2 separate regions of the Homo sapiens genome follow, and region 2 is linked to region 1. The links are chromatin loops, found by intact Hi-C in ENCODE. Cell type or tissue: stomach. All regions are shown on one strand. Links, peaks and the distances in the headings refer to the core of each region. The heading gives the core; the rest is flanking DNA.

Region 1 (15,008 bases), core at 3,358-11,357:
CATGCACAAGAAAAATTTCTAAACTGTCTCTATTCTTGACAATACTTGGCATTATCACCTTTGTACTCATTGCCATTTGACACGTATAAAATTGTATTTCATAAGTAAAGTTCTTCTGCAAGTTTGGAAAAAGTTGATTTGGACTTGAACATGCCACTAAGGCTGCTTAAAATGTCTTAGATGGGATGCTGATTGAGTGAATGCAGAGGCAGAGGAGGAGCAGGCTCTCATTTGAGCCCTCCTTGCAATTGGTTTATGTGTCTCTTATGACAACTAACATTGTTTTGCAATATGCAGTGATTATTTGTGTACTTGTCTGCAGCGAGCACCTTTTGGATTGTAAATTGCATCTTTCTTCCTTACCTGTGTATGCCCTCAATGCTTTGCTTGTTGCAAGACTCCAGTAAGTGTTTTCTGAAATAAATTGTCTGATCTCTCGAAGGTCCTGCCTGACAATAAGGGGCCATTGGCTATGAAAGGGTGGTAGGATCTAGGAGTGGAAAGTCACAGATGATTATTTTCTATTCTAATAGGGTGATCGGTTTATTTTTTTCTTTTCTTGACTGTTTTCCTCCCTACTTTAACCAGAGGTGCTTGCATTAGGATAGATGAACTATATGAAACTGCTCTGGTAAAACCAAACTTTTGAACATACTGGATTTTTCCCCCTAAATTGACAACTAAAAATCATGCCATGCTATTGACTCATTGTCCTCTTCAGTAATCTTCTGGTTGGGATTGGGAAGGGAAATTTCCAGAACTACAAACACTTCTCTTAGGGACTCAGGTCCCAACCTTGCTGGGCAGAGTGCATGATGTGTTTCATAATGCATGAGTGTTTATTTAACAAACAGCAACACTTTTTAATTAAACTGTTGTTGAAGATACAGACTGTATAACCTTTCTCCAAGGCCTGGATGCTCACTGGCCCTTCCAAGATGCTGACCCCTCGCTAGCTGCAGGCCTCTGGGGCAGTACATGCTGTGAGAGTTATTACAAGCCAGCTGGATTAGAGGGCCACCTCTCTTGAATCATTCAGAAGCTGAAGTGCAGGCTCTGGGATGGAGAGTTTCTCAATATGCCAAAGCTATTGGAATGCAGGCAGGTCTGGAGACACTTAGCTGGAACCTGGGGGAAAAGAGTGTTCAAGATAACTTCATAGAGGAAATTCCCTACCGCTTTTGGCTTTAAAGGATAATCATTGGTTCTTGCTGGTCTTGTACTACTATTTCCTGAGCTACTCTGAAATAGAATTGCTTTTAGGTTTCAGGTCTTCATTTATAGAGCTATATCCCTAAAAGATTAGATACGTCTCAGGGATGTTTTTCAGGATGCTTTTTCGCATCATGGTGATTGTATTAGTCAGGTTAGACTTGATTATGCTGCAGTAATACATTACTTCCCAAATTTTAGTGACTTAGAACAGCATAGCTTTACTTCTTATTCATATTACATGTTTAACACTGGGTAACAGTGGGGCTATGCTTATCTTGGACGTTCAGGGACCTATACGCTCAGAAGCTTGGCTGCTTTTTGATGTGACCATCTCGACATGAGTCTTTAGGGTTTTCTACAGCAGAGAAAGAACAAGAAATAAATTGTCTCTTAAATGTTCTTACCATTTTCATTGGCCAAAGCAGGTCACATGATCATGCTTACCTATAACTTTGTAGAGAACTGTAATTTTTCTGTCTTCTCAGAGAGAAAAGAGGACTGGAAATGACAGAGAATATGAATAACATATACCACAGTTTCATTGGGCATGAGAAAATGGTGATACTTTGATAGATCTCAGAAAATTACATACACTCAGCACCATATACATGCCCTTGAAGAGAAGAGACCATAGACTCTTAAAAATGTAAGTATCTCAGAGGAGATTTTGGCCAGTGAATCCAAATTATACAGCTTGGAAGTCTACAGGTTTATGCCATAGGGGACACAGAGGGGAAAATGAGGAACTAAGATGGGAATCTTGCCCACACATCTCCTTCAAACAGGGCAGTATAGGAAAGCATATACTTCCAAAATGATATGATTTTCAGTCCTACTCTACCTCGAACACTCTTCCTGGAACATACTCCAATTTGTCATCGGCTCCTCTTAAATTCAGCACTCAGTCATGAAAATGTTCTTTCATACCTGGTCTCATCAGTGTAGAGGCCAGAAGACCTGTTGGTTTTCCTTGCTTTGGATTTGTTATTTTGGCAATTAACGTTTCTGACAATCATACTATACCTTTGACTCATTATAAGCCTCATGTGGGTTTCTCTACTCCAAGGAGGCATAGGAGTTTAAAATAGGAAAACAGTAGTACGTTGTGATGGATTGTATTTTTCAAAGAAAGTCACAATAATATTTCCCATCCCATGCACTCTTCTGCAATGTATCCTTGACATTCTGTCATCAAGATTAAGAGGTAGACTCTCTCTCTACCCTCTTGAATGTGGATAGGCCCTATGATGGCTTCGATCAATAAAATATGGTGGTTTAACGCTGAGGCAGGTGGGGCACGATGTCTCACGCCTGTAATCCCAGCACTTTGGGAGGCCGAGGTGGGTGGATCATGAGGTCAGGAGATTGAGAACATCCTGGCCAACATGATGAAACCCAGTCTTTACTAAAAATACAAAAATTAGTCAGGTGTGGTGGCACACCCCTGTAGTCCCGGCTACTCAGGAGGCTGAGGCAGAGGAATCGCTTGAACCCAGAAGGCGGAGGTTTCAGTGACCCAAGATCGCGCCACTGCACTCCAGCCTGGTGACAGAGTGAGACTTATATCTCAAAAAAAAAAAAAAAAAAAAAAAAAGTGCTGAGGCAGTGAGGCAGCTCTGGAAATAGCCCTTAACTGGCTTGGCAGCTTCTGTTTTCTGACTCTTAGAAGCCAGTTGCCATGTAAGTAATGTGACTACCAAAAAATGACCACACTGTGAGAAGCCCAAGTGTGGTGGAGAGGCCTTGGGGAAAGAGATAACCCATGAGGCAAGAAAGAGGCCCAGGAGGTCCCAGGCATGGGAATGAAGAAACCAGCTTGCACATCCTGCCCAGGCTACAATGGACTGTAACCACATGAGAGGTTCCAAGATTAAACCACTCAATTGACCCCAGCCAACTCATAGCACCATGAGAAATAACATTGTTTTAAGCCACTATATTTTGGAATAGTTTTCTTAAAAATATAAAGTGATAGATAACCATAATAGAAATTTGTGCTAGAGGAAAATCCTTAAGACTCTTGAAAGCCATTTTGTCTAACAAAGAGTGTAAATAAGATATGGCCTTAACGATCCTAAGTAATTTTTCTAGTTAAGAAATAACTGTAATCAGTTGAGTGTTTTTCCACTTTATGTGACTTCAGTTGAGGCTGCAATCATTTGGTGTCTGGATGAGATGGGACATCCAAGGTACCTCATTCACATAAATAGCTGGCAGTTGATGAGATAACTCAGCCAGAGAGAACCTATGCATGATCTCTCCATGTGACCAAGGCTTCTCACAGGATGGCAACTGGGTTCCAAGAAGGGCTATCTGAAGAAAAACTATTCTTAGAAAACCAGGCAGAAAAAATAAAATTTCTTATGACCTAGCTTCAGGAGTCATTCATTGTCACTTTTGCTATATTTTGTTGATCAAAAGCAAGGCAAAGGGCTCTCCAATATTCATCGATTAGGGGACTACACAAAGGGAAATATTAGGAGTCATGGTTTATTGGGGGGCTATCTTTGGAGACAAGCTACCTTGATGGATAGAGAAATGATAACGGAAATAGGTTTGATGAAAAACGTGGTTAATCTGAATTGCAGTAGGTCTGATGGTTGGTTGGCAAGTTGTCCTTATTCTGGTGTATGGGTGAAGGGAATAAGCAGTGAGTTAGCTCTTACCTAGATCCATCCCCTAGAAAGTAACTGTGTCCAGTTATCAATGGGCAGGGCTTGCTGGGCGTTAAGCACAGGTAACCTCTAGTCTTTTACTATGTTTCTGCGACAGTGGCATAAAACAGCTTTTTAATGAGACCTACTGAGATGCACTGACAGATCTCTTCCTTTCCTTTTGTGTCTAGCCCATCCACCTTCATGTAAATGATTTATCAAGAAATAAGACCTAGGATTTTGAGATGGGTACATAAGAGCAAAAGAGAACTAGGATGAGATCATTCTCTTTTGCCTGCCCTTCAGCATTCTCAATGCAAGCAGGTTGGGGTTCTAAAGGAAGAGCAGGGATGACTGGAACCCTATAGCAGTGAGTCTGAGGAATGGGATCATGGGGGACCCAGAAGGAGGAAGCAGAACTGGAAGATGTTTCCATTCTGTGAAAGTGGCTTTTGGCTTTGAGGCAGCAACAGTAATATTTCATGTCTTCCGTGGTGTCTCCTACCTTTAAATGTCAGTCTCTGCAGCTGCCTTATCTCCTGTAGCACATTTCAATTAGGTATTCCAAATTATACTCTTTTCTTCCAGGACAAATATGCCAGAGGTGATATTTACTGTTACAGCAGCATTTAAAATACTTAGGGGGAAAAAATCCTAGTGAATAGCAATTTCTCCCTTATAATAATAATAAAGCACAATAATAATGGAGAGAGGAGGTGAATTCTGGCTTTGATGCCAATAACTGGCTGACTTAAAGTGAACATCTTTTGTCTCCGCCCTCTTTTGTCCCCCTCCTCCTATTCCCGCCTCAGTGTGAAGGTTATAGTGTTTGGCTCTGTCAAGAGCAACCTCACACATCTTCTTCACTGGAGGCTCACAAATGCTCCTCAGAATGTCTATTTAACTATCTCTAGGTAGGACTGGGCTCTGACTGGGCTCCTACTTCACCCATTACCTGTTTCTTCCTTTGTCCTGAGAATGTTTGCATGAAGCCAGAATCTCTGTTTGTTTAGAAATTTACCAGGCACCACTGCTTACTCCTCACCTATGGGACATTGTAGGTCCTGATGGAACACCCCGGCCTCCTCTCTAGGAGGTATATGGGTTAGAAACTTATGTATTGTACCTTTCCTTCTTGGAATCAAGTCCTTGGCCTGGTAATGAAGGTCCTTCGATCTGGTCTGCATTTTCCAGCTCCATCTCCTACTAATCTTTATATCCTTATCTACTGTTTCCCTAGGCTGTTGTCTTCACGGCCGCCATGGTAGGTTTTGCCTATCATCCCAAACCTTGTGCAGGCCTACCACAGTACTTGACATATGGTGGGGGTCTCAGTCAGTATTCTCCCCTATATTTAGAACCCTTCCACTAGATCTTGTCTTCATATTTTTGATTCCTGCTCAGGGATCAGATTATGTTCCATGTCCTCCACTGAGCCTTTTCTGACCTCCTCAGCGCACTCAGTGCCGTTCCCTCTCTGAATTTCTAAAGTGCTCAGCAGCAGCAGCACTCATTTGGCACTTGGTATATACTATCTTATGCTATTTTGTATGACCATATGTTGTCTATACAACTACATTATAAGCACCTGATAGGGATAACTGTGCCCTGTGTGTTTTTCCTATCCCTTTGATTCTAAGATAGTTCCTTGAACATTGAAGATGCTCAGTTAATATTCATTTATTAAGTAGATAGATCAAGGAGTAAATGAAAGCAAGGATCCTAAGAAGCCTGCCTTTTGGTGCCAATCTATTCAATTTGGAATTCACAAACTTACCTAAAACAAGGCCTTTCAATTTCCTGTTTCCCCTGTAAACAGAGCTCTACCACCAGGATTTCTCAGAAGCTCTTTCTCCACACTGAACCCTAAAACTGAAGGTTCAGGTAGAGAGCTTTTCCAGTGTGAGAGAATTTTTAAAGCATCTGGGGTTTGGCACATCCAGTGCTTTGAAAATCAAGGTGTCTTGATCATTGGGTGAAGGGGATTAGAACAGCAGGCTGTGTTTTCAAGTTCAAGTCCATAAGCAGACAGGAATAGAATCCCACAAGAGTTTGTTCTGTCTCTGCCATTTACTAGTTAATCTCTCTATGCCTCAATTTCCCCATTTGTAAAATGGATTTAATAATGGCTGTCTACCTTATAAGGTTGCTATGAGGTGCCAGTGTGATAATAAACGTAAAAGTACTTTGAATATTGCAAAACACTGTATGAATGTCAGGAATTAGGCAGGCAACAACTATTTCTTGGGGGTTTGTTCTGCATGTAGCCCTGCACTATGTGTAGATAGAGGCCTCTGTACATTACAGAAGACTGGCAGAGGCATTGGGGATTCATCATGGCTGGAATTCTGGTTCTCAGATAGATGAAAGCTGGAAAAAGTATTATAGCCTAGCAATCACATCTGAAAGGTTGGCAGCAACAATTGAGTCAGAGAAGACGGGAGGTGAAGTATTGGCAAAAATTTGACCCTGGTCATTCTTTGAACACTTCAGATTTCCACAGATTCTATCCCTTTAACATTTCTGAACGTTATGATTTTGCTTCCTCCCCACACTGGCAGCTCTGCCTCAATGAAACCGTGTTGCTTTTTTGGTTGATCAATTGTGCCCAACTTCCTGATCATACTTGTCCTGAGAGCCTGTGTTAAGCTCATGCCGGCTCTCCCACCCCGCCCCCAACGCCGGCCAAAAAAAAGACTCTCTAAAAACAGGTGCCCCCGATGATCTCACACTGCTGCTGGCATTGGCAGCAGCCCAGAAGGGCCAAATGGTGACTTCAGGTCCAGGGAGGCTACTGTCCTCAGCTCTGTTTTCATGTAAATGTCGCTCCTGCTGAAAGGAAGTGGATGCAAAAAAATATCTGCTATGGAAGCAGAACTACCCCAGACTAAAATGTTGGTTTTTTTTTTTTTCTCTCCCCCTTTTCTTTTCCTTCAAGTTTTCCATGTGGCATCAGCAGCTGAGTAAGGGAAAGCTAAGAGGTTTAAGTGTGCTGGGGCTGGGTGGGCTAGATTAATAACCCAAAGCCTTCCAAGCTGGCGGTGCTGGGTGAGACAGGCCAACCAGAAAGCGTTAGGTTATGGGGAGCCCTGGCCACAGAGCCAGACCCTACCAGGGTGGAAGGTGAAGGAGCAGCGAGCTCTGCGTGCTTGCCCCGAGCCCCCACCTTCCTTCCTTCCTCCTCCCTCTGGTTTCTTTCCTCCCATTTTATCGAGTCCCTCTGAGATGGCTGCGCACCAGTGGCTCCAGCCTCTGACCGTTGCTGCCCTCTGCTGGGAAGAAAGCTTTACTCGGTGTGGAAAGTGCTAAGCTCTACCAGGGACCAGCTTAATGCAGACCAAGTCCACAGTCTGTGGCTAGTGTGTGATTTGGCCCAGAGGAAGGAAGGACAATTCAGAAAACCCTTGCACCACAGTGTTTCCCTAGTGGTTTCAGGTGGGGGCAGGACTTTGGAATCTATTAGGGAAGGATTGCTTGAATCCTCAGAGTTCTCTGTTCAAGAGGAACATCCCTGGGAGAGGAGCCTCCTGGCTCCTCTTTACCTGGGTCAGACATGATGTATGGAGACTCCACCATGGATGACCCTTAAATATGATGGATGGCTTTAGTTACAGGACACAATTCTTTCTCAAGGGAAGGTGACCAAAAGAAGTTGGGTCTTGAAGGGGCTGCAGGATGGGCCTGGAAGTCTCTTGGCTCTAAAGGAACCATCATAGAATGGGGATTCTGAGCAACCAGGAAGCAGCAGAAAAATATGCAAAGCCAGATGGGAGTGGGGAATATTGCCCATTAATGGGCAAGAGTACATAGAAAGGTAGATAATAAACTGGCTTCACCACTTCTCAACTTTCCCCAGAGCTGGCTGTGCCAGTAAACTGTGCTCAGCTGGCTTTGGATGAGAGAAGGACAAGAGGGTGCCTATCTCCAGCATGGCTGTGGGGTCGCCCTGCTCCATCTCTGGATCTTCAGCCTAGAGTGCAGCCCAGCCAAACAAGAGCGATGACCTCACTGACCACATGTAATTCTGCTTGAGGGATTTATTTTCTTCCATGAGCTCCTGCCAAGACTCTTGGTTAAAGCTAATGGGGCTCCCCCAGCCAGTGAGTGTCTCCTAGTTATATGTGTAAACAACGCCAGGCAGGAAATAGGTTTCCTGTTCTTAATGGGCTTGTTAAACCTCTTATCGAGTGGGGTTTAAATGGCTTTATTATGAATAATAATAATAGTAAATAAACATTATTATTATTAGTAGTAGAAAAATTATGATGTCAGCCCTGACTACCCCTTCTCATTTTAATCTTGCCAACGTGGAGGTCTTTGGCCTCTAAGTGCACAGGAATATGGTGAGTGACACTGGGACTTATAACTGGAGAAGATGGCAGAATTCATCTTCGTTGCCTGCAGCTTTCCAATCCTGAGCCCTTTTCCACTTTCATCGTGTTTCCATCTCCATCATTCCTTTCATTCAGGGTTTTCATGATCTTATTCTATCAGAGAAGATAGAACTACACATCCCTCTCCTTCTCAGTTTTATTTAGCATTGAAAGCCATGGACAGAGGTTCTGAGGTTAAATTGAGGTATCGGGTAGAGGGGATTTTGGAGAGAGCAGTGGATGCTGGTAGGGGAGCTCAGTTGGAAGTGGGGCTCATGTTCTGATCTTCAGTGCCGAATGTCTGTGTCCCTCCCTCAGATTTACATGTTGAAACGTAATCACCAATGTGATGGTATTAGGAGGGGGGCCTTTTGGGAGGTTAGTAAGTCATGAGTGCTTTGGGATTAGTGCTCTTATAAAATAGGCCCAAGGGAGCTTGTTCACCCCTTCCACCATGGAAAGACAGAAGAAGAACTAGAAGCCACCATCTATGAACCAGGAGGTAGCCCTCACCTGATGCCAAATCTTCCAGCACCTTAATCTTGGACTTCCAAGCCCCCAGAATTGTCAGATACAAATTTTTGTTGTTTATAAGCTACCCAGTTTATGGCATTTTGTTGTAGCCACCTGAACAGATTGAGATATCCAGTTTATAGCTGGAACTGGAGGTATACCAGGTATCCCAGACTTTGGTAATTTATGTATCAGGTTCACTATTTTCACCATAACTCCCTACAACAGTATTGATTTTCTTTACACCGATTATCTTGTTTGACTTAAGTAGATTTGGCATCATCTTACAAGCAATATGTCTTTGAAATCCTGGGTTCAATGTGTTAGCCAGGTTTTTTACTGACTGCATATTGAAATGAATATCTAAGAGCTAAATATTTTTTCCTAAAGTTCATCATGTGGCAAATGTGTCACACCCTCCAGGGAAAACATACCACAACATCTGGAGACACTGCTATAGGGTAGTGGTTCTTAAACTTTAGTGGGCATGAGAAACACTGGCAGAGCTTCTACCAGAAACACTGGTAGATAGCTGTGCTCTTCCCCAGAGAATCTGATTCAGCAGGTCTGTGGTGGGAAATATGACTTTGCAGGTTTTTTTTTTTTTTTTTTTTTTTTGAGACAGGGTCTCATTCTGTCACCCAGGCTGGAGTGCAGTGGCGCGGTCTTGGCTCACTGCCAGCTCTGCCTCCCAGGTTCACACCATTCTTCTGCCTCAGCCTCCTGAGTAGCTGGGACTACAGGCGCCAGCCACCACGCCTGGCTAATTTTTTGTATTTTTAGTAGAGATGGGGTTTCACCGTGTTAGCCAGGATGGTCTCGATCTCCTGATCTCAGGTGATCTTCCCGCCTCGGCCTCCCAAAGTGCTGGGATTGCAGGCATGAGCCACTGTGCCCGGCCTTTTCTTTATTTTTTGAGACAGAGTCTCATTCTGTCACCCAGGCTGGAGTGCAGCAGCGTGGTCTCGGCTCACTGCAAGCTCCGCCTCCCGGGTTCACGCCATTCTCCTGCCTCAGCCTTCTGAGTAGCTGGGACTACAGGTGCCCACTACCACGCCCAGCTAATTTTTTGTATTTTTAGTAGAGACGGGGTTTCACCATGTTAGCAAGGGTGGTCTCAATCTCCTGACCTCGTGATCCACCCATCTCGGCCTCCCAAAGTGCTGGGATTACAGGGGTGAGCCACCGCGTCCGGCCGCCTTTTATTTTTTTTTGAGATGGAGTCTCCCTCTGTCACCCAGGCTGGAGTGCAGTGGCACAATCTCAGCTCACTGCAACCTCCACCTTCTGGGTTCAAGCAATTCTGCTTCAGCCTTCAAGTAGCTGAGACTACAGGCACCCGCCCCCACACCCAGCTAATTTTTGTATTTTTAGTAGAGATGGGGTTTGACCATGCTGGCCAGGCTGGTCTCAAACTCCTGATCTCAAGTGATCTACCCGCCTCGGCCTCCCAAAGTGTCCAGAACTCCTAGACTCAAGCGATCCTCCTGCCTCAGCCTCCTGAGTAGCTGCGACTACGGGCTTGCACCCGGAAACTGCAGTTCTAACAGTTGCTCAAGAGATGTTGATATCCAGGGGCCACACTGGCAGTGGCACTGGCCTGGAGAATAAGGGCCTGTTCTCCATTTCCACATGTGAAAATTTCCTCATTTGAAAATGGGGATAATGTGTGCTGTATAAAATGAAATAATTTTTTCTTGGTGCCAATCTGTCTATGCAATGGAATGTTTGTGTCTCCCCAAAATTCACATGTGGAAGCCCTAACTGCCAATGTGATATTAGGAGATAGAGCCTTTGGGAGGTAATTAGATCATAAGGGTGAGGTCCTTAGAATGAAATCCATGCCCTTAGAAAAAGGACCCCAGAGAGTTCCCTCACCCTCTTTCTGCCATGTCAGGATACAATGAGAAGTAAGAAGTCTGCAGTACAGAAGAGGGCTATCACCAGAAGCTGACCATGCTGGCACCATAATCTTAGACTTCCAGAATGCAGTACTGTGAGAAATAAATTTCTATTGTTTATAAGCCACCCAGTCTATGGTACTTAGTTATAGAAGCCCAGATGGAGTAAGCCAACCTGTTTGGAGTGTTTTTGAGCTGTCATGCTTTTCAGGTTCAGCTTAAAGCTCAGATGGGAAATACAGGAACTTCTGCAGGTTAATTCTGGTTCTAAGTTCAAGTCCTAAGAATAAGCCCATTATGCAATTCTGGGTGGCCAAGCAGTTCTCCAGCAGCCCCCAGGAAGTATTCTATCTCACAGAATCCTGGCAAAAGGAGACAGTCTTCTCAGTCTGGTCAAGGGCTATGTTGAGTGTGAGGGAACAGAGGTGAATGTCCCTTGCTGTGCTCACCATGTTCTGAGAGACAGGCAGACAAAGCGTAATTTACAATTTGATTAAGTGATTGCATTGGTGACTTTTTAAAGCCGCCCAGTAGTTGAGCCCCCTTTCTGCATTTGGAAGTTTACCCGTATGAGTCTAAAAGGGAGACAGGGCCCTCATTCCATGACTGAGGCCCCCAAAGTCTAGTCTCACTTTCCTCAGTCTCAGTGAGCCACAGAAGCCAGGCTCAGTGTCTGGGAGGAGAAATCCTCTCTGATGGTGGCAGGGGTGGGGACAGCAGCCCCGCTGGGCCCTGTGGGGACAGTCCCAGCAGCAGACAGTCCCAGTTGGGCTTATCCTGTGATGTTGGCCTCACTGTCTTGGCAGCCTCTGGCATTTCTGTTCTCTGTTCATCTTCCACATATGGTTCTCAGGTTCACTCATCAAATCCCTTCCCATTTCACCCAATCAATAATGCTGAACTAATAATGGTTTTTAGAGCAGGGAAGTGGCACAATCACAACTTATTTTAAAGATAACTGACCACTCTCTGGAGCATGGATTGGAGGATGAGTGACTCAAGGTGGGGTGACTAGTGAGGAGGTGATGAAGGAGATGAGAGGAAAGAGGAAGAAACACTCACAGAGTAAACCTGGCCATATCTAATGACTGGAAGCCTGAGTTTCTCTTCAAACTCAGAAGAGAAAAATGAATTTATGGTTTTGGGCGCAGCTTTAGTTTTGTCTTTGGGGATGAGTATGTATTTTGTTGGGAAGGTGGATGCCCTGAAGCAGGGTTGGGAAACAAGATTAGAGGTTTTTGAATAAGACTGTGTTTGAATACAGCTTGGCTATGGTCTTCTCCATTTCAAGTCTGTTCAACTTAACAAATATTGAGCCCTTACTAGGTGTCAGACATTCTTGGGTATTTAGAATACAGTATATTTTGATTTTGGTGTTGAAAAAGGTGTGGAGGTATGCAGGGAAAAATCTCACATGCTTTTACCTACACACACACACATTCACGCAACACAAAGTGCACGCACATATTGGTCTTGAAATTCCCCAAGGACCAAAATGGACCCATGTGATGAGTCTGTGTTATAACAGGGAATCTACCGTAGGTTCTTGGCTACCTTTTGTGAACCTTCTGTCTTCTTTCCTCTCACTTACAAGTAATCCCCTGAGTTTTTACCTCCTGAACCCTGTGATTTCAAGGGTTCACAACTAAATGCTTCTTATGCTGAGCAAATGTATACACTGCTAAAACCATATACTCACTCCTTGTGGTGTGTTTGTTAGGAAGCTGCCACTTCTGTCTTCTCCATTCTTTGGAAAAGGCTGTGAGTAAACACAGAGCACTGGCTATTTACATACCTAGCTCCTGCTTGCTTTTTCAAAGCTCTTTGTTCAAGTGTCAGTGCTGGTTTGTAAAACATGAACAGAGTTGGGGTAAAAAAAGTAATTACAGTTCAAATCTGGTGTTTCTACTGACATGATACTGAGCTGCCTGACTGCTCTTCTTTCTTATCCCTTCTCTAGTTCTGTCTTTTCAGTTGCAAGTTCACTCTGTCTCTGTCTCCCCTCTCTCTCCCTTGCTCTCACTCTCATTCTCTTGCTTGCTCTTCTGTGTGTCAGAAAGCTACACACATGAAAGGTAGCTGGCCTCATAGCCACTGGGTAGCCCATCCTTGAGAGCCTGGCCACCTTCAGTGTGTCGAGATGCCAGGGCCCTCTATGGCTTTTTGCACAGGGAAGTTCTAGTGTTTTCAGTTTCCAGAGCCCACAATGAGCTGTCCTCCAAATCCAGATCTAAAACCAAACCTTCTCTTGGATCAGACCAATCCAGAAGCACTCTATAGTTTCAGGGGTGTCCAATCTTTTGACTTCCCTGGGCCACAGTGGAAGAAGAAGAATTGTCTTAGGCCACACATATAATACACTAACACTGAGATATAGAGTAAGCTCAGTTGTTGACATAGCAAGTTTGAAATTACAGCAGAACTTCCAGAAAACATCACACCAGAGTTTTCTATCCTTCCAACTATATTTTACATTTTTTGCTTTCAGAGGCTATGCTTCTTCTTCTTTGTTCTTCTCTTAATTCAGCCCATGAGCACATGGTAGATTATGAATGGATGCTTTAGGAACCATGTAGATGGAGGTTTGTGAAAATTTCCACGGAACATGGCAGTTGAGAATTGGTGACTGATATGGTCTAGCTCTGTGTCCCTACCCAAATCTCACCTTGAATTGTAATAATCCCCATGTATCAAGGGTGAGACTAGGTGGAGACAATTAAAAAATGGGATTGGTTTCTGCCATTCTGTTCTCGTGATAGTGAGTGAGTTCTCACAAGATCCGATGGTATAAGGGGGTATAAGAGGCTACCCCTTTTGCTTGGCACTCATTCTCTATCCTACTGCCCCGTGAAGAGATGCCTTCTGCCATGATTGTAAGTTTCCTGAGGTCTCACCAGCCATGCAGAACTGTGAGCCAGTTGAACCACTTTTCTTTATAAATTACCCAGTCTCAGTTACTTCCTCATAGCAGCATGAGAACAGACTCATGCTGGTACCACAGAGAGTAGAGTTCTGCTATAAAGATACCCAAAAATGTGAAAGTGACTTTGGAACTAGGTAACAGGCAGAGGTTGGAACATGTTGGAGAGCTCAGAAGAAAGAAGACAGGAAGATGTGGGAAAGTTTGGAACTTCCTAGAGTCTTGTTGAATGGCTTTGACCAGAATGCTAATAGTGATATAAACAATGAAGTCCTCAGATGGGGATGAGGAACTTGGTGGGAACTGGAATAAAAGTAATTCTTGCTATACTTTAGCAAACAGACTAAATTTGCATTTCACCCCTGCCCTAGACATCTATGGAACTTTGAACTTGAGAGAGATGATTTAAGGTATCTGGTGGAAGAAATTTCTAAGCAGCAAATCATTCAAGAGGTGACTTGGGTGTTCTTAAAAGCATTCAGTTATATGTATTCACAAAGATATGGTTTGGAATTGGAACTTATATTTAAAAGGTAAGCAGAGCATAAAAGTTTGGGAAATTTGCAGCCTGACGATGCGATAGAAAAGAAAAACCCATTTTCTGAGGAAAAGTTCAAGTCAGCTGAAGAAATTTGCATAAGTAATGAGGAGCCAAATGTTAATCACCAAGACAGTGGGGAAAACGTATCCAAGATATTCAGAGATCTTCATGGCAGTCCCTCCCATTACAGGACTAGAGGCCAAGGAGGAAAAAATGGTTTCATGGATTGGGCCCAGGGCCTTGCTGCTTTGTGCAGTCTCAGAACTTGGTGCTCTGCATCCCAGCTGTGGCTAAAAGGGGCCAATGTAGAGCTCAGGCCATTGCTTCAGAGGGTACAAGCCCCAAGCCTTGGCAGCTTACATGTGGTGTTGGGCCTGTGGGTGCACAGAAGTCAAGAATTTAGGTTTGGTAACCTCCACCTAGATTTTAGCAGATGTATGGGAATGCCTGGATATCCAGGCAGAAGTTTGCTGCAGGGGCGAAGCCCCTATGGCGAACCTCTGCTAGGGCAGTGCAGAAGGGAAATGTGGGGTCTGAGCTCCCACACAGAGTCCCCACTGGGGCACTGCCTAGTGAAGCTGTGAGTAGAGGACTAGCATCCTCCAGACTTCAGAATGGTAGATTCTCTAATAGGTTACACCATACACTTGGAAAAGCTGCAGGGACTCAATGCCAGCCAATGAAAGCAGCCGAAAGAGGGGCTGTATCCTGCAAAGCCACAGGGGTGGAGCTGCCCAAGGCTATGTGAGCCCACCTCTTGCATCAGCATGCCCTGGATGTTAGACACAGAGTCAAAGGAGATAATTTTGGAGCTTTAAGATTTAACTGCCCCGCTGGATTTTGGACTTGCATGGGACCTGTAGCCCCTTCGTTTTGGCCAGTTTCTCCCAT
Region 2 (15,008 bases), core at 2,895-10,894, 400 kb before region 1:
CTGATCACAATTTGGACTTCGGCTTTTGAATTCACCTTGGGCATTTAACTGCTGGGGGCTGGGGGGAATAAAAATGCTGATCTGGCACAAAAGCTGCAATCATTAGTCAGCTGCTTTCAGGCCCGCTCTCTCCAGCCCTGCTGCAGGATAGTAGATTCTTTTGATATTTATTGGACGTTAGGGCACTTTGGGAGACTTCAGTTAGATCCTGTACACCTGCTGAGTCTCCTGGTGTTCTCCGTGGTTCTGAGAAGACGGAGCCGGCCCCACGGAGAAGGCAGCTGCTGGGAGCTCTCCGTGGTGCTGGAAGCAATGCACTTCCACAGGAAATTTGAGGGGAAATTGCCCACAAGAGTTCTAAGGATCATTATTGCCCTACAGGAGGGTTGAGTTGGAACCAGAGTAGCAAGCATTTGAGGGCTTGCTGGATGGATGTCCATCGTACAAACTAATGACCACTTTCACATTTGTTCTTATTCTATGATGCCAACTGATTGTTTTATAATGCTTCATTTGGTTTTCTTCCTGGTGGTGAGGGGCAAAAGTAGATGCTTTATATTATTGTCCACTTGAAGCACAAACATAATGAAAGAGCTACAATTCATTTATTGCACAGGCATTTGTCAGGCACCTTTAATATGCTGGCTGATATGTGCTGGGAGTTGAGCCTTGGGCAAACTTATAACTCACACAGGAATCAGATGAGTTGTGACTCCAGGAGAGCTGTTTTTTGCCCTGACAAATACTGACATCTGGTTACTGACAATGCTGGACCTTAGATAGTGACTGTAGTCAAGAAGAGACCTGGGAAAAAGTCCTGGAAATGCTGGGCCTCCCTATGTGGCTTCTATAAACTAAATGTGAGTGTTATTAGTACAGAGTGTTATTAGTACATTGTGTGCCTTGAGGGGGTTCTAAAGGAAGCAGAGGTTTTAACAATTTTACACACCCTGATTCTTCATTTCTGCCTGTTTTTTAAACCTCTTCAAGCTTAGGCCTGAAATCAGCTTCCTGCTGGGATCTGCCTCCCTCAATTTGCACAGGGGTCTTTGTAATGATTGCCATGAGTAGTGATCTGGGAGAATGCCTGATGTTGTTGTGTGCATGAGTGTCCATGAAGGATGAATCTAACAATAAAGATGATAATATTTATATATTATTATTACTTATTACTCTCTGTGATTTGTTCTGAGTGCTTTACATATATTAAATCATTTAATTCTCACAAAAATGTTATGAGGTAAGTATTATTATTATAACTATTTTACAGATCATGAAAATGATGCACAGAGAAGTTAAATAACTTTCCAAAGGTCACATAGTTAGTAAGCAGTAGAACCAGAATTTGATACTAGGTAGTTTGCTTTCAGAGTCCCTTCTCTTAAACATGATGCTATAAAACATTGAAGATTATGACTTTCTGGGAAGTAGTTACACGTTTCCTGAGGCTAAAAAAAAGCTGGTTCCTTGACTCTCCCCTGTTCTCATGTTCTTCCTATAGTAAACGTCTCCCACCTCATTTTTTTTTTTGAGACGGAGCCTTCACTCTGTCGCCCAGGCTGGAGTGCAGTGGCATGATCTCAGCTCACTGCAAGCTCTGCCTCCCGGGTTCACGCCATTCTCCTGCCTCAGCCTCCTGAGTAGCTGGGACTGCAGGCGCCCGCCACCACGCCCGGCTAATTTTTTTGTATTTTTAGTAGTGACAGGGTTTCACTGTGTTAGCCAGGATGGTCTCGATCTCCTGACCTTGTGATCTGCCCACCTCAGCCTCCTAAAGTGCTGGGATTACAGGCATGAGCCACCGCACTCAGCCTCCCACCTCATTTTATAGACCAGCTTCTAAGAATGACACACCTTAATGCTATTTCTGGAATTTTATTTACCTTTTAGCTGGAATTTTACCAAATAATATTTGTCTTATCATCTTGAAAAAAAATATTCTTGCGTGATATGCTTCTTCTTGTCAGTCAAGATTCAGGTCAATTTTTTTTTTTTTCAGTGAGGCCTTCTCTGACCATCCAGTGCAAAATGGCTCTTCTTTCCCCTAGCTATTTTTTCACCACATCTTATGATTTTGTTTTCCTCCTGGCAGTTACCACTATTTGAAAATTTCTCATTTGTTTATGTGTTTTATTGTTTTCTGTCTATCATGTCTACTAGAATATAATGTATGTGAAAACAGGAGCTTTGCCTGTCTTGTTTACTGCCGTATCCCCTCTAATCAGAATGTGATATAATTAATAAATAAAACCGTGCCCAAGAATAGTTTGGCAAACACTTGGAGAAAAATTCAGAGAGAGAGAGAGAGAGGAAGAGTTAATAAAGTCCTTTGAATCAGGATAGATTTTTCAAGAGCAAGTATAAACGGAGAAAAGTTCAGCACATGGCTATGAAAGACATCTGGTCAGGGGATCACTTCCAATCAGCAAGGACTACAGACTCTTGGGAGCCAAAGTAAAGAGGTCTTCCTGTCTGTATTTGTGAATCTGCTATGTCTCACCCTTCCACTGGAGTTGTTCTTACATCACATTGGAGATTGACATGAAGGAGGATGGGGTGTGCCTTAGGAGAGTAAGACAGTCTGACCCATGAGCTTGTCATCTATTTTCCTTGACTTCTCCAGAAAATAAAAAGGACATCTTGTATTTTTCCCAAGTCTCTACTGTACCAGTCTCACCCACACCCAGCAGCATGTTCCTCATGTGCTTCAAGCCTGAGCTCTAAGGGGAAGTGGGATCATCAGTGTTCAAAGTGAACTATACTTGTTACATAAATTAAAGATTAATTGTGGACAAGGTGATGGGGCATGGAAGAACAAGATAGAGAGCTAATATTTAAAAACTAAGAATGTGAAGCTCTTGATATATTTGGATTCTTCAGAAGGTGATTTATTCATGTCTGGTTGATTTTCTAGACTTCTAGGTAATTTTCATCTCAGTTTCTGGCATTGATAGTGCCCATTTACTCATTTATTAGAGGCTGCAAAGTAGAGAGAAGCCTTGAACCAGTTAAGTTTGAGTTTGGAAACAGATGCATCAGAGCATTTGGTGGGGGAAGAGGTTGATTCCCTGGTCCCCATAGTTACATGCCAGATTTTTATATTTTGAGGTTTTCTTAGTCAACAATTGTTTAAAATCTATTTTCATCACCCATGTGCATAGGGCATTAATCACTGAAATCTGTTTCTCACAGTTACCCTTCACATAGGACTCTGGTTTGCTTCCAGAGCAGCCTTTAGTGCAAATATTCTGTCTGCTGATGTCTGCATTTACTACATATCCAATGGGGAGTAAAGAATGGGAGGTCTGGGAGGGAGAGCTTCTCAAAGGACTGGAGACATGGAAGGCAGTGGTCAGAGAAGAGAGTAACTACTGATGAGGAAAGGGGAGAAAGGAAGTAGGAAACAAACTGGTATCTAGTAAAGGAAATGAGGAGATGAAGGATATAGGGCTGGACCCCTTTGATGAATACTTTTGGTTACAGGAGGGAGAGGGAAAGGCACAGATGTGGAAGCCAGAAAGCTCGAGGTCTAAATCCCTTCTCTGAGCCTCCTTTTCCAGCTGTATAGAATTCTTTTGAGTATTAAATGAGATAATACATGTGAAATGTCTTGCACAGAATAGGAACCAAACAAGTTGAAATTGCCACGAGCTTCAAAAGTGCCCATAGCTTTTTTTTTAAAGTAATTTCTCACATATTTATTGAGAACTTTTAGATATAACCATGATTGTCTAAATGTGATCACTGTCTTCCTATAGTGCAGATTTCTGTAGTGAGGAAAGAAGCAGCCATCATCTTTAGCTTAGAGGAATGTTTCTTAGGGGCCTGGTAATATCAGTCTGCATTTACCTAACACCTACTGTATATCCAGCCCTTGCCCCCTTTGCTGGAAAGCAGTATTCTCGTAGGAAGGCGGAGACTAGTGGGCTTAAATGATGATATTTCAGTATATAGGAAGCCACCCTGGGATAAAAAAGGGACAGGAAGAAAGAGCCTCATTTATTTATTTGGCAGACACATATAGCCTAGTGGCAACATATCAGCCCAAGCAATGGGCTCTGGTGGAACTTCCAGGCTGGTGGGGGCTTGACATGAAAGGGAGTGAGGAAGCGGGAGACTACAAACATGCAAGTTCTTGATATTGTGGACTGAGGAAGTGAAGGTGGAAAAGGAAAAGAAAAGGAAATTCACAAGTTGCAGGGAGAGTGGCTCAAGAAGTGGGCTAGGAAACTGAGCAAAGTGCTGGGGCGGTTGAATGGTATCAGGAAAGCAGATGGTGATCCTGGAGAAGGAGGGTGCAGATGGCAGTGGTGGTGAGGAGGCAGCGTGGGGTGAAGAACAGTCCCAGCTCGGCCACTCCAGGAGGAGAGAGGCTGGAACACAAAACTCCCCACGCTGGCTGAGCTCTGTGACTCATCTGGCCCCCAGTGTGGCATCTCACAAGGTTCCTAGGAGAAGAATGTGGGAGGTCCTGTGGTTTTCTGTGATGGCCCTTGGAAGTTAGATATGAACCTCAGGCATTGAGAAATTTCTGGTGGGGAAAGAAAGGTCTCCTACCAAGAAAAGAAAAAATGAACCGTACTGTATTTAAATCCCACCTCCCAGGTTAAGTTTCCACTGACTTCGGGCAAAGTATGTGGTTGCTCTTGGACATGGTTTCCTCATCTGTTAAATAAAAGGGTTAAATTAGATGATATCTAAAATACTTTGACGCTCTAAACTTCGGTGATCCTGAGAAAATTGGAAGGTGTGAACTGTAGAGAAGAGGATAGACTTAGAAGTCTGCTATTATCAGAGTCATATGTAATGGGTAACTGTGAGAAACAAGAATTAATTCCCTGTACACACTGGTGGTGAAGGTAAACTTTAGGCAATTGTTGCCTAAGATGTTATGACGAGGATGATTTCAGCCTAGTGTAATAATGTGTCTAAATATTGGAACCATCCAACAAGGACTTGAGTTGCTTTGTAAGGTAGTGAGCTTTCTGTCGCAGGAAGTGATCAATCACAGATTGAATAATGACATTTTGGGGGTTGTTATTAAAAAATTCCTCCCCTGACCCCTACCTTCTTCCTTTAAGAAACATTATGTTTTCCTGCAGACTAGTTGAGCATATAATGATTAAGTGAGAAATACTGGTGAATCTCAACATTTATTTCTCAGAACATAAAAAAAATCATGTTTTTCTTAATGCTATTAGGTCCCTGGTGGGGAAAAAAGAGTTTAATGTTGAAATAAGTTTGAAAAACTCAAGAGTAAATAGTGTTATGCAGGTTTCTTTGCTGGAGGACATCTCAGAGACTTAAATATATTAATTTTAATGTTAAAATTCCTAATGTTATGAATTTTCTAAGTACATTTGATGATAGACTATTTTTCTCAGAGTGTCTGATGGGAATAATGATCTACTGAACATACTTTGAGAAATGTTGCTTTGAGCAATAGACTTATGTTCTAAGCCCTTCGCCCCTAGGAAACACACATCACAGCTTCTCTGTTATCTTTGGGTAGGGCTGATGATGAAGGCTAATTTGGGCCTTAGGAGATGGAGCAGGGCTCTGGATGATAACCATTAGACCTGACTTAGCTGGTGATCTTAGATGGGTCTCTCCATGTGTCTCAGTTACCTCACATGTCAGATGGGGAGAAATCGTGCAAGTCCAGCCCTTTTAGGGTTAAGGTGTCACGATAAAGTCCAGGGTAGTATGCATAGGATCAGAATTTGAATCTGTATCTCCTGACAACTTGCTAACATTCAGATTCTGGTTTGGCAGGTCTGCCGGGGTGGGGACCAAGATTCTGCCCTGCTCACATGCTCTTAGGCAATGCTGCTGTGGCCATACTTTGAGTTTTAAGGGTCTAGGAAGCCACACAGTGTGGCCCTTATCAGGAGCATCTGCTCATATGGAGCAGCAGCAATAAGCCTTCTGGTGTTGCTCCTTTCCCTGGAGATCTGGTCTGTGCTTCTGAAAGGTATTATTCATGAGGGAAAACAAACCAGGCATCCCTCAGGTATCCCTGTAGTGAGGTTTGCTGTGGGCCCCTCAGAAGGGAATCCCTCTTCCTCTTCCACTTCCCCACCCCCACTGCCTACAGCTCCCCAGTTAGTTAAGCTATTTTTTGAGTTTGAGTTAAAACCGTTTCAGATATATTTTTAACTACGTCCTCTTTGAAAAGCTGTTAGCATTTGGCAATCATTCCATCTTCAGCTTGAATCCTGGGGAGGGTGGTTTTTTCTGCCCCCCACCCCCCACAACCAGGCAAAAGTATATAATTTAAAAATCGTTTTAGTGCATGGGTCAGAGGATGGTTGATAGGGCTGGGTCTAGGGTATGTTTTGGCCTCCACAAAGCTGCCACTGCTGGGGCTGCCTTTCTGTGCTTGCACCTGAGGCTAAGCAGGCACTGCTGAGTGAATGTGAACGGGTCGGGCTGGCATGAGTGCTGTCCAGCAGGGGGAGAGAGAGAGGCAATGGGAAGGAGAGGCGGAGGCGGAGATGGGTCAAAGGCATCAGAACCCGACCTGGTTGAACCTACACCAGCAAGGTCATCACAAATAGTAGCAGAGTTAACATCTTTCCTGCCACGTTCCTGAGATATTTCAGGAGCAGCGCATCACCATTGTCATTATGATGGGGGATTTATTAAGGGTAAGGATAGTGGAGTAATTGAAAGAGTAGTGCCTTTGGGAAATTGTTTTATTTATTGTTTTATTGAACAAACACTTATATAGCCCTTACACCATGACATCAACTGAATGCTTTACAAATATTAGCTCATTTAATCCTGATAACAATCCTATGAGTAAGTACTATAATTATCCCCATTGCATAGAAGGGAGAAGTGAGGTGCAGAGAGAGGTCAAGCAACTTGCCTAGGGTCCCAGTGCCGGTAGGTGGTAGATCTGGATTCCAGCCTTTAGGGTCTGGAACTGGAGCTTGTGCCCTTTGCCATCACACTGTGCTGTTCCTTCCAGCAATGTAGGTTCTGCCCTCTCGGCACTCAATCTAAGAATGGTTGTGCCAGCCCAGGCTGCTCTTACCTACTTCTTGGGAGAAATGAAATTGAAAACAGATGAGAACTTTCACCATAGACTGGAGAAATGAATAATTTTTTGAAAGCAGTTATCAAGTATTAATAGGTAACTCCTTGCTGCTCAAACATTCAAGCCCATTAAACACTCCAAATATACCTGGACCATGTTAAAATTTGATCTCCAAGTAGGAAATTCTAGAATTGCTTTGAAAATTATTACCGAGAAGAAATTGTTTCCTCCTCATTTTTTTTCTCATAAAGTTGTTGTTGTTGTTTTTGTTGTTTTCTTAGTGAAATATTCTGTCACCATCAGTCTAGATGAGTTGCTTGCTCCTGAGCACTCAGGGAGAAGGATGCAGCCACTGGGCAGGCATGCTACCTCCTAGCTTGGCTCTCCCCAAGGCTGGAGTTGGTAGTCCTGTGCGGAGGGCTGGCAAAAGGCTGCTGAATTCAGGGAGTTGGCTGGGAGGCTTCTACTGGCTGTGAGCCCCTGAGACTATTTTATTCCCATGGAATAAGCAGGATAGGAACACGAAGGTAGAGAGTTCCCCATTGGAACTGGAAGTTGGAGACCCTTGCTCTTTCCAGGAGCTAGCCTTTCCTGCAGCCTCTTTGGGGGCAGCAGATACCCTGGTAGAAGGGATGCCTGTAGTGAGAAACATTTCATGGGCGGTGACCTCCTTAAGGCCTGAGTGCTCAGGCTTCTCTTTGGGCTCGTGTTCTCACATGCCTGTAAGTCTCACATTCGCTTCTCTCTCCTTCCCGTGCCAGACACAGTTGTCTGGATTAGGTGCCTGGCTTTTAGAATTTGGGAAGCACTGCTGTTGACTCACTGCTGGGCCTGTGTCCTTTCACTGGGCCCCAGGGACAAGTCTTTTTGTACAAGTCTTCTCCTTGAAGGATGCCAGGCCCCTCTGTGGTATTGTCTGCACTGCATGGCCCATGTCTAATAATACTAATTAATAAGCTGTCACCTATTAATAACACTGGAATCATCATCACATAGGTGACAGAAAGCCAAATAAACTCCAGCAGGCCAGCATTGCAGCACAGCTCTTGGGGGAGGAGAGGAGAGAAGAGCATGAGGAACGTTTGAAGGGGCCTTAGGCAAAATGCTTTGGGCCAATAGCACTGGGGGCTGAATTTGAAATCTGCTTAGGAATAAGGCATGTGTGGACTTTAATGACTAAAAATCCAAGCTTATGGGGCAGGTTGGGAGCCTGGAGGGTTTGACTCAATTGAAGTGCTAGCTGAGGGATTAGAAGAACTCTCTAATGCCTGATTTCTAGTGACTTGGTCTTGGCTGGAGAAGACTGATGTTCTCAGGTTTGGTTGGGGTCGAGCAGTGGGAACTTAGATAGAAACACTCATTTAATGGATGAATAAACTGAGACATGGACCGTAATTTTTTACCCCAAATGTTATTGAAAGAATGAGTAAGTAAAAGAAGGAACCTATGTAATGAGGCTAAAAATGTCCCAGAAAAAGCAACCCTTGAAATTCACATCCTAAGAGTCATTAGGGTGGCAGGAATGGATATGCCAAGTCTTTTTATGCAGAACTCTGATTTTATAGGCATAGTCTTATTTATAAATGTGCAATTGCATGTATTTCAATACATAACATAATAAAACCAAGTTGCTGTGAGGATTAAATGAGATAATGCATTAGTGCACGCCAAATGCCTAAAAATGCCTAACTTAGTACCTGGCGGGTGGTAAACGTCCTAATAATCAAGGCTGGTAGCTGGTATACCTTGGTCAGGCCAAACCAGTTGCTCTTGGTCACCTTCCAATCTGATTGGTTGCTGACTGGACCATCTCAGATATTAAATATTTTAAATTCCACTCTGTTAATAATGACCAATACTTTCCATTGTGGACTTCCCAGGTGCCATTTACTATTGTCGGTGCTTTTGATACAATTCTCACAGGAAGCATTTGATACCATTTTTCCCATTTTATAGATGAGAAAGTGGAGGCTTGAGATGTTCAAAATTTGGCTGAGGTCTCATGGCCAAAAAATGGTGGAGCTGGGATTTGAATCCAGATGTCCTGTTTGCAGAGCCTTGGGATCTTAACCATAATGCTTCTAAGTAGAGGGTTGGCAGGGGGTAACTTGTGGTAGCAGTTGTTATTATTATTGTTATTATCATCACTGAAATAACTTTTTTTTTTTCAGAATGCCATGGGCAATGTATTCTTTTGATTGGTAGTGAAATTTTTTCTTGCTACATGCTGAAAGCACTGGTCTGGCACATTTGAGAAAAGCTGAAACAGTCCCTGGTCTGTTCTGTCCCTGAACTGAGTGAAGATGGAGCCCCACAATCTAATCAAAGGAAGGAAGATAGGCCTGTGAGAGAACCTTCTAACTTAATGACCTCTGATAATGGCCCTCCTTATCCCAGGACGGAGATGAGAGCTGAGAAGGCCTAGGGTCTCTGAGGGTTTCAGTTGTACCCATTGAGTCCTCCCTTAAAAAATAAAAATTAGTACCATTGCTGACATGGCACCATCATTTGGGCAAACAACTGATATTGCTTTTTGCTTATGGTTGCATTACACGTCTGCAAGGAGACCCATCTTACTCTCTTTGATGTTGTCTTTCCCTGCTATTTTGTACATAACCATCTTCACAAATTTGGAGCTATCTGGGGAATGCTGGATCACTAGAAAGAGCCGAATGGTAGTTAACTAAAATGGTATGGAGGAATGAGACAAAATAAGCCCACAGATTTCATGATAAAAGGCAAACTAAAAGGATACAACTGGAGTAATTGAAAGATAAATAACACTTAAGGAGCCTAAGAAAGTACAAAGCAGAATAAAATGATAATAACAAATATATTCAAAATATATAAGTTAAAGTAGGTTAGACATCAAGGGGGTAAAATGAAGTAAATAATAGTGACTACAGTGATACCCTAAATAATAAGCTAAATTATTAAAAGGGATATAATAACTTGAAATAAAGGAATGCCAACTATAGGGGGCAGTCCAAAGTTAATAATCCCATGCAGGGGCAAATGCAGACCTGTGGGCTGGGGTAGCGAACATCTGTTGAGTACTTCTGTGGGGCAGGCATCCTACGGGTATTTTATTACTTGTTTCTCAAAACAACTCTGTGAAGTAAGTACAGGTGTTACCTCCATTTTATAGGTGAGGATGCTAAGACTTGGAGAGGGTAAAGAAAGTTATTCAAATCACAAGGAATTTAGGTGGCCCAGAAAGGATTGGAATCCAGGCGTGTCCCTTAACCTCTAGGCTGTTCTGCAGACGCACTTCTCACGGGGATGTCCTTCCTAGGCTGGTGTTTGCCACAGGAATCCCACAGGCGCTGACATCTGCAGGGCACTGAGTCCTCAGGCTCTCCCTTGAGGCTTCCGCCCTCTCATCCCTTAGGTCCTTCAGGTCTCTTCCTGCTGCCCCCGAGATGAGCGTACAGTTTCCCTGGCTATTCCCGATGTCCTGCTGGATCATGGTGGCTCCTTTACATGGTTCTTCCCTCAGGAGCTCCTGACATCTAGAGCAATCCCATGCACTGTGCCTTCTGAACTTCCCTTCCACATTCTGTGGACAAATTTGGTACAGAGACTTCTAGGAAGGCCAGGTAAGGAGGATATGGAACTGGTGGCCAGGGCAGTTCAGGTCTAGAGTAAATAGGTGGGAGGTCAGATGTCATATAAAATTAATCCATGAAGGCATGTTCGTTTGTGTTCCTAAAACTACTGGATACCGTGGAGGTGTTGAAGGCTGGAGACCCGAAGACACATAAGAAAATGAGATTGTGATCTGAAAGGCAAAATAGACTGAAAAGTAGGCTAGTAATGATGGAAGTGCATATGTCCGTCTAGTCCCAGCCCAGATGCCACTTTAGTCCACCAAGCTTGCCTTGATATCCCCCACCTCCAAATCACAATTAATCACTTGCTTATCGACAATCCCATAGAGCTTCCTTTACATTGCTCTCATGATTATTTTCCCTTTGCTTTATAGAAACACATTTCTGTCCTCCTCCAATGCTTAGTGGAGTCCTTGGGGTTCAGACCTTGATAGATTCATTTTGTTTCTCATGAGCATGATGCCGGGTACATGTGCTATTAAAGTTTGCTGGGTCAGGAAAGTGCTAGGATGCTGCAAGAACATCCAGTAAAGGGCAGAAATATAAGAACTACCATCCTTGGCTGGAGGCAATAGAGTACTGTGGCTAACAGGCAGGCTCTGGAGTGGGATAGACTTGAGTTCAAATTCATTCTTAGCAGCTTCCAGCTGTGTAACCTTGGGCACCCTCTCTAAAGCTTCAACTTTTAAGACTGTGGAATGGATCTCAACTGTCAAATAGCACAAACCTCACTGGACTGAATGAGATGACCCACGTAGTGGCATATGGTAAGTGCTCAACAGCTATTAGTGGATTGGTGCTGGTCCAAGGGAGGACATGCCAGTGCAGCCCTTAAAAAGGGAGCTGGAGAAGAAAGGAGTTTGGGGCTGCATTTTCACATAAGGTGCCAGGGCCTGATGCTGAGCAAAACCTTTGTATTGGGTGCCACCGACTGTCATCTCTTGTTTAGGTTTGACTGGGGAAACGTTTCCACAGACATGAACTAGTTTGTCAAGGCTGGCAAGGGATTTTCAAGGGTTTAGGGGTGCAGTCTAGGCTCAGAGCTCAGAGTGCAAGCCACAAAAGAGAGCCATCTTCCTGAGTCACCAAAACACTTGATTCGGGCCTCTGACCCTTAGCTGGCAGCCCCTTAGGATAGGATGGGCTGTGCCTGGGTCTGTCTTTGCTGCTAGGGGCTCTGAGAGAGGAAGCCCCATTTGTCACTTTCATTTCTATGTCCCCAGCCCCTTGCAGTATGCTTCATCCTAAGCAGGCATTCAAAGTGCTTGTTGAAGGAATAGATTTGTGTCCTAGTTACAGCCCTGACTTCCACTAGATGCTCAAAGATTGCCCTGATTTTGCAAGGAAGAGCAACTACTCAGGGAAACTGAGGCACACTTGTAGGTTAGAGTCCCTCAGTCTGCAAGGAGACACACACATCCTCAGCAGTGGGGAAGTGGTTTGGTTACTGAAGCTGTAAATAAGAATTTTGTCTTTATATTAATTCCTACTCTGATTCTAGGGAAGAACTCTCCTCTCAGGCTGGAGTAAGGGGAGAACTGAGCTCAGACACTGCCTCTTAGTTGTGGGGGCTGCAAACTGCCCCTCCCTCATGATATCTTCTCAGCTGTTTGCAAAACAGTCAGGGAGGAGGTGAAGCCCTGAGCCAGGCGGCCTGTCTGTCTCTTTAAATGCTGGGGTCTGTGTGGGAGAGGGAGGGGCCGGCTCTGGAGTGCGTGAAATTCCTGGGCTCCTCCAGCAGTCTCAGGCTCAGCGCTCAGCCCTACACATCGCCTCTTGCATGCAACTCACAGAGAGGGAGAGGCAACCTGTCCTCCCCTCTCTCAGCCTCGGCATCTCCAGCCACCAAGGACCTGCTTTTCGCACCTCCAACAACCCCTCCCTTCTACCCTGCCACTCCCTCCCAGAGAGAAAGGAAAAGGAGAGAGAAAGATTCTGGAATTTGAACCTACCCAAAGAGGAAACATACCCAGCAAACTCAGTTGATTAAACATCAAACAGACATACAGACAGATCCCAAATCTTCTGTTCAACTGGAAAGGTAAGGTTTGCGGGGAAAGGAAGGCAGTCAGGGCATGAAACAACTCAAGGTTCTTGTCCGTTCTGGGAAGAGGTTGCTCCTGAGAGGGTAGAAGTTTTCAGTTGGGAGCAACCAACCTAGATTTTCTTTTTTGAATACTGTATCCATGAGCCTTGGCTGACTGTGGAAATGGCTTTTCAACTGCCTTTCTTTTCCTTCAGTTTCTCCTGGAAGTTGGGTCCTTTTCCTCCAGATGTTGGAAAAGTCAGAGAATGTTTTAGATTTTTATCTTCTTCTTCTTTTTTTTTTTTTTTTTTTGAGTCTTTCTCCTATTTGCTTGAATTGTTAGTCTGAAATGATGTGTGCTCATCACTTCATTTTGGGCAGATACTTTTTTTTTGACATTTTGTAGTCACTTCCCCCCTCATTTATTCATTTATTTATTTGGGCTGGTTAAAATGAGAAACAGAAAGGACACTCTGAGGATCACAAGAAAACAAAATTGAATTGAGACAGGGATTTCCCTAGCTGTTGAGGAATTGACGTGTATGTGAGTGTGTGTGTGCTTTTTTTTTTTTTTTTTGAGGGGGTGTGAGGAGGTGGTCCTAGAGTCTAAAAATTCAGGTTGGACTCCTGTCTTGTGAAGGTGGGCATACTTGGAGAAGGTGAAAAGGGAGTGTGTGTGTGAGTGTGTGTGTGTGTGTGTGCGCGGGTGTGTGCTCCTGTTTGGATCGGTTACAAGGGAATCTTCCTCCACTGCCTTCCATTTGTTTATATTAATGATTTAGTAGCAGGCTTGCCTGAAAACTTCCACTCTGTGTAAGCACTGTGGGTTTTGCAAGCTCTCAGTGACCTTAAAGCCTGGTTCGATGTATTGTTTTTTCCAGGCATTGTGCTGTACCCAGAGTTTCAGCTCTTTCCCTCTCTCTTTTTTAACCACAAAACTTAACTGCTTTAGAAACATCATCCTGATGACAAGGAAAAAAATGTGTCCCCCCACCCCCCATCCCTTCTTAGGCCAGTGATGTAATACCAACCTAAGGGCTCGGCTGCTTTGCAGGTGACTTACCCTGTGATTACTTGTTAAAAAAAAATAAAATTTTCCCTTCCTCCATTAAATGTCTGCCTCTTTTAATTTGGATGTAGAAATATCATCATGCAATGAGAACATCATATTTTTGCTAACCATTATTGGGGTTTAGGTAAAGTAGGATTGCTCTTCTCTGATCTTTATTGTTAATACTTTTTTTTTTAATGCAAAGGTCAGAGATCATTGAGAGCTAGCTTAGGATGGAGCAAGATAGAGTCAGGGCAAATAAAAGAGCTGGTAGGACAAGAGCTGTCTTCTCCCCGCTTCCTTCGGTTCCCGCTTTGGGGAGATAGTTTTTCTTTTACCACTACAAGCCACCCCAACATTCTTCTTTCTTCCTCTCCGCTGGGTCCTGTGGATGGCCCTGGGAGGGAGAGGGGGCACTCCTTGTCACACCTGGAGGATGGTGTAATTTTGGGGGTCAGATGACCGTTTGCCTTTGTGATGAAGGTTCCAGTGGAAATTTGAACTCCCAGCACGCTGCGTGACTTGGTACCCAGGATAGTCTATCTGGGGGCACCTGGAGGTTAGTCTGGGGAGGCTGGAGAACTGGCTCTTTATTAATTTGCCGTTCTGGGTAGAGCCTTCCTTCATCGTTCAAGGGCTTCTGCATCGCCTTTCAAGTTAAAATGGTCCCGCTGGTTATGATGGGCAAGTTTACCTAAGGGCTACTGGGTATGTGGCGGAAGGATGGAGGGGAGTGAGAGGAGGCAAGGCTGGTATTTATTTTTTAATCTTCGGGCTTAATCTGCCTAAGTCATATGGGGCAAACGATATTTCAGACGGGTGCTGGTTGTGCAGATATTCCTATTGTTTGATTTTTTGTTGTTGTTGGGGAGTGGAGTAAGGGCTCTTGGCCCATTTTCTGCAGCCTGAGGTTCATCCTGCGAGTCAGTCTTCCTTCTGGAAGGGGGGGAAAAGGCTGGACACTGGAAGTTCGCTATTAAAGTGAGCAACAGGGCTGGGTTTATTTTTTAAAAACAACCGGACTGTGCGAATGCCCTTTTCTGGAGCTTTCTGGCCCTTTCTAGTGAAATAATAATTTAAAAAAAATTGCTTCTTGAGAAGAGGAGGGGGCAGAAATTAAAGGGATTCTAGATTTTGAGAGACAGCTACGTCTTTGCTTCTCTGGTAGTTCCCTATTATTAATTATTGGGGTTTTGACGGCGTTCTGGCCTCCGTTTTTGTTGATTTCATTTTAGTGCTGCGTTTCTCCTGACTATGTTGATGATTTGCTGCTTA

The links. Peaks named below come from ENCODE experiments on the same cell type or tissue, not always from the same donor. Only the 100,000 strongest peaks of a DNase experiment are listed, where the experiment ranks them.
Region 2: a loop joins it to region 1, with 2.2 times the contacts of the local background. A loop is called at or near these places in 6 of 110 quality-filtered maps.

What each region holds. Positions count from the first base shown.
Region 1 is chr14:78,559,613-78,574,620 of GRCh38, forward strand. The region is part of intron 4 of NRXN3 (neurexin 3); the gene reads left to right. Among named protein-coding and RNA genes, the nearest start is that of NRXN3-AS2, 140 kb to the right of the region's middle. In stomach, for the core only: a CTCF peak has its summit at 7,150 (motif pointing left); a DNase peak (open chromatin) is centred at 7,139; H3K4me3 peaks cover 777 bases.
Region 2 is chr14:78,157,978-78,172,985 of GRCh38, forward strand. It overlaps NRXN3 (neurexin 3), which reads left to right and starts at 12,396. Exons shown (of 21, transcript NM_001330195.2): 1 at 12,396-12,697. In stomach, for the core only: a CTCF peak has its summit at 6,415 (motif pointing right); no DNase peak of the experiment used is centred there; H3K27me3 peaks cover 5,263 bases.